Regions from separate parts of the Mus musculus genome. Here region 2 is linked to region 1. The links are chromatin loops, found by intact Hi-C in ENCODE. Cell type or tissue: heart. All regions are shown on one strand.

Region 1 (2,500 bases):
AGAGCGCCGCTCCGCTCCAAATCCCAGACTCTCCTCCTTTAGTTAAGGCGTGGCTTTCAGCTGCCAATCACAGAGAGGCCGGCCTGGGCTTTGGCCTTGCCCCAGGCAAGGTTTACAGCCAGGGTCGTAGGCCTCCGGCTTCAGGCGAGGTCTCAGGCGCGGCCTCCTCAGGCTTCAGTCGCAGCCAAGTCTCCCCCCTCCTTTTTTTGTTTTGTTTTGTTTGTTTGTTTGTTTGTTTTTCGTGACAGGGTTTCTCTGTATAGCCCTGGCTGTCCTGGAACTGACTCTGTAGACCAGGCTGGCCTTGAACTCAGAAATCCACCTGCCTTTGACGCCCAAGTGCTGGGATTAAAGGCGTGCGCCACCACTGCCCGGCAAGTCTCGTCCCTCTAACCACACTAACGTGCAGGCCCACCCTCAACCCCTACACCTTCAGCGTTGGCATCAGTAGCGGCCTCCTCAAGCGGTGATCGCCTCCCAGCCCCTAACTTCACCACCAGACGCCTAAGGCGGCGTTCCTGCGCAGACCCTGAGAAGGCCCCGCCCTGCAGCCAAGGCCACGCCCTATCCCAGGCGCCAGCCTCAGCACCACCTGCGGGAGGCCCCACCCTATCCAGGCGCGGGCCTCGCCCCACCACGGGCGTCAGCAGCGGTCGGAGGCAGCGGACTGTTAGGCCCCACCCTCTCAAGGCGCAGGCTCCGCCCCGTGGCTCAGGTCCCGCCCTCAGTGCTCGCTGCGCTCGGATGCGGATGGGACGCGGCAGCAGCTCGCCTGTCCTTTGTGTTCGAGTGGCGGCAGCTTCGCAGGCCTTCACCGGCACATTCCTCTGGCCGATCAGTCGCGTGCTTCCTAGCGACCCATCATGTCAGCGGGAGCGGGCGCGGCCGTGGAGGCAGGCTTCTCCAGCGAGGAGCTGCTGTCGCTCCGCTTCCCGCTGCACCGCGCCTGCCGGGACGGGGACCTGGTCGCGCTCTGTTCGCTGCTGCCACACACGCCGCGCGCTCACCTGGCCGCTGAGGACTCCTTCTACGGCTGGACGCCCGTGCACTGGGCTGCGCACTTCGGCAAGGTGGGCGCGGGCACTTTAAGGCGCCATTTTCCGCGTGGTGTGCTGTTAGGGTCAGAGCGCACCCCACGGTGTCTGGAGAGCGCGGTCGGCAGCGGCAGCGCAACCCCTGAGAGTTCCAGGGCGCATGTGCGGTACCGCGCGGTCTGCGACCCAGGACGGTGGGGGGTGGGGGGCGCGGAAGCTGCTCAGACGCCGCGGGCGCCTCGAGGGCTTCAAGGCGCATGTGCGGCGGGCGGCGCGCGACCCAGGACCTCCGGGGGCGCGGGGAGTGTTGGGAGGCGGGGCGGAAATGGGGTCCGTCTCGCCGGCTCCCCCGAAGGATCCAGGGCGCATGTGCACACTTGTGGCTCTTCCGAGCGGGGCGGGCAGACTGCAGTTGAGGCCGTTTGCGCGGAGGCCGCCGGGCTTCGGGAATCGTGGCGAGGAGGAAACTGGGGGCCTCGCGCTTCTGTCTAATGGAAACCGGGTGCAGGGCCCCCTGAAGGCACGGAGGGATGGGCGCTGCCCTCGTAGCCGGGGGTGTCAAGTCTGCACCTGCTATGGCCGACGGCGGGGTCGCGGCCATGCCTATCGGCCCCCTCTCCACCGGGACCGTCCTGTGTAAGCTGCGCTAATTGGCCCCGTTCTCCTGGTGTTGAAAGGTGGCATGCAGTTGGGTGCAGGTAGTCGCTGGGAATCCACCTTCTCGTGGTCGCCTTAGTTAACCTGCACACAGAAGTGCTTCTGCGCCATAAAGCGGCAAAATTCACGCTGTACTGTTTACCAGAATTTGATCTAAAGCTAAAGGAGCATTTTCACGTCTACGGAGAACGAGTTGTAGACTTGACTTTGGAGACCAGTATTGTAGCGGAGGCGAGGACGTTGTAGTTCTGAGCTTTCCTATCTGAAACCTGGATGGTCTTAAGATACGGAACCATCTTGTTAACCCGTTCCAACTATTACGGAAAGCTCTTAGAGGCGAAAAGGCTGAGCCTTTCACCCCAGCCGGGCCATGTGTTACTGCTCTCCCTCCTGTAGGTTTCCAGCGTGTTTCCCTAGGTTGTACCTACCAGTGATGCTCAGGTTACCCAGTAATTTATGGGGCTTATTTATTCCCGGAAAACTGGCCATTGTGAAGGCTAACTATCTTGCTTTTACCAGATGCCCCATTTAAAAGGACCCTCCACAATTCCAAAGCCAGTTTCCTAGGTTGAACACGGCATAGCTAACAGGTTCAAATCCTGGCTCCACGTTAAAGGTTAACTAACTGCTTTTCTCTTGACACCTGTTCATCTTACTGCCACTTTGTACTTGTATGTTTCCCTTGGGAAATCTCACCAGCGATTACTTTTTGGTTTGGTTTGGTTTGGTTTGGTTTTCCGAGACAGGGTTTCTCTGTATAGCCATGGCTGTCCTGGAACTAACTTTGTAGACCAGGCTGGCCTGGAACT
Region 2 (2,500 bases), 690 kb after region 1:
CTTTCTCACAGAGGTAATGTAATCCCCCAACTTCTTCTTTGTAACTTATTTTATTTTACTTTATTATTTTCGTTTTTCTAGACCTGGTTTCTCCCATGTAGCCTTGGCTGTCATGGAACTCACGCTGAAGACCAGGCTGTCCTCAAACTTATCTGCCTGCCCCTGCCTCCTGCGTGCTGGTATTAATTTAATTGATAATCCTTGTTTAAAACAAAAAGAGTTGGGAGGCAGAGACAGTCGGATTTCTGAGTTAGAGGCCAGCCTGGTCCACAAAGTGAGTTCCAGGACAGCCAGGGCTATGCAGAGAAACCCTGTCTCGAAAAACAAACAAACAAACAAACCCCCCAAAAAAACCAACCAACCAACCAACCAAAAGACAAAAAAGAGAGGGCGGAGCATCTCTCTTTGCACTGAGGCTCGATGTTTTACATTCTTAAGTTTATGTCTTAAGAATAAACCCCCTCCCCCTCCAGATCCCCTTCTACTGCACAGCTGGCTTCAGCTGAATGAGGTTACTTAGTTGTTTAGCTGCTATTGTTTTAAGGCGGTGTGTGTGTGTGTGTGTGTGTGTGTGTGTGTGTGTGTGTGTGTGTGTGTGTTAGGGGGTGGCCCCTCCTTGTCAGCCCATGCTCATGAAGCCTGGAACCAGGGCAAGGAGTTAATCTGTGCGCGAACTCCCTGCTATTTGTGGCGCAGTGGCCCAAGGCAGGAGTTTGAGACTTGTTCTACATATCATAGGGGCTCCACAGAGAAACCCCTGCCTGAAAATATCGAGAGAGAGAGAGAGAGAGAGAGAGAGAGAGAGAGAGAGAGAGAGAGAGAGAGAGAGAGAGCGCTCTGCGAATCTCCCTGACCCTCAGGGACCACACAGGTGCGACCCTTTTGGCTTTCCAGTCCTGGCTGAACTTCAGCCTGCCTGCCTTTACTCATCTGTTTGATCCTCTAACCATCCCCATCAACCGTGGTATCTGATCTGTCCTTTGCTGACCCTCTTGCTACGCGTCAGAGGACTTTTTTTTTCCCTATTCCTTTGTCTGATTCGTTTTGCTTTTAAACGTAGGTTTTTTACTATTGTTGGCCACAGAGGAGGAGGCCACTCTTCTGGGCTGCCCGGTGCCAGAGAAGTTTTATTTTGCTCGCTCCCCTTGGCTTTTGCTGTTTTCCCTTCTTCTTTCTCGTTCCTTCTCCTCCCCCTTCCCTGCCTGTAGCTGCAATTTCTTTATGGGTGCAATTTCCTCAGCTATCTCTCTGGCTCAAATGGGGTGTTTGATTTTTATTTGTTTCCTCCAGGGCCGGCCCTTTCACTTGCTGCTCGCAGTCACTATCAGCTTGGCGAGTTCCTCTGTCTGGGATGGCCTTTGCTTCGGTTTTTATGAATGGAGGGCCGGGCTGCTTTGCGCAGGGCTGGTGCCGGTTCTCTGCCGCGCGTACACATCTGTTTCCTGTGCAGCCTCTTCCTTGAATGGCAACTGCTGCTGTTCCGCAGTGGGCGAGGCAGCAGGAAGGCCTGGGCCACCTCCCCACGCCTGCCTGGGCCAGCTGCCAAGACAGGGAGGGTTTTCCCTGGAGCTGATAAGTGCATTACGGAGACTTCCTGGCTTTCTTGGTTCAGGGCGGCCTCGTGGCCTCAGTAAAGGTTCACAAGAACCCAGGCCAAGAGAGAGCTTCCTCCCTGTGCTGTGCAGATGCAGTTAGCAGCAACTCCCCGCAGCCACCTTGTGATTGGTGGTTTAGCTGCTGTCGGCAGAACCCATTCATGAAAACAGAAAGGGAACAGGTTTTTTTTTTTTTTTCATCTCTAAATCTCTGAAACTCCTGCTTACTGAGGGCGTTTTGTGTGCTGGCTTCTTAAGCTTTATGGTTTGGAACTGAAATGTCCCTCAGGCTCAGCTGCCAGCTGATTTGGGGGAGATGACTGGATCTTCAGGGCTGTGACCTCACTGGTGGCCTCATAGCTTGGTGGCATTGCTGAGAGGCCATGGAAAGGAGGTGGGTTCTTCTTGGAGGGAATGGGTCTCTCTCTTGTCTCTGGCCCTCTCTCCCTGTTCGCTGGCCACCATGGGCTGGGCAGCTCTACCCTGCCCCACACTCCTGTCATGATGTTCAGTCTAGGAGTGACAGAGCCTAGGGACCATAGACTGAAACCACAAGAAAGTAAATTCAGTCCTTCTTTGTCATTCCCCACCCCGTGTGTGTGTGTATGTGTATGTGTGTGTGTGTGTGTGTGTGTTTGTGTGTGTGTGTGTGCTTGCATTACATGTGCACACGTAGAAGCTGGAGATTGATGCTGCAGTTCATCCTTGATCATCTTGTTATCTTTTTCATTGAAGGCAGAGTCTCTCAATCAAACCCAGAGCCTGCACATATGTCTGCCATTGGGAGCCAGCTTGCTCTGGCTATTCTGTGCATCAGCCTCCCCAGGCTGGGCTTACAGCAGGCCACCACACCTCTCTGTCATTCTCTGGGAACCTGAATTGCATTCCACTCCTGTGGCACACAT

The links. Peaks named below come from ENCODE experiments on the same cell type or tissue, not always from the same donor. Only the 100,000 strongest peaks of a DNase experiment are listed, where the experiment ranks them.
Region 2: a loop joins it to region 1, with 3 times the contacts of the local background. A loop is called at or near these places in 1 of 42 quality-filtered maps.

Annotation. Positions count from the first base shown.
Region 1 is chr8:11,633,981-11,636,480 of GRCm38, reverse strand. Ankrd10 (ankyrin repeat domain 10) reads left to right here and starts at 724. Exons shown (of 6, transcript NM_133971.3): 1 at 724-1,070. The coding sequence starts at 864. It overlaps Mir7238 (microRNA 7238), which reads left to right and starts at 745; the gene lies at 745-787. In heart, a CTCF peak has its summit at 1,382; DNase peaks (open chromatin) are centred at 690 and 1,320; H3K4me3 peaks cover 2,500 bases; H3K27ac peaks cover 2,400 bases.
Region 2 is chr8:10,945,255-10,947,754 of GRCm38, reverse strand. No RefSeq gene overlaps it. Among named protein-coding and RNA genes, the nearest start is that of 3930402G23Rik, 18 kb to the right of the region's middle. In heart, no CTCF peak of the experiment used is centred here; a DNase peak (open chromatin) is centred at 1,514; H3K4me3 peaks cover 889 bases; H3K27ac peaks cover 2,284 bases.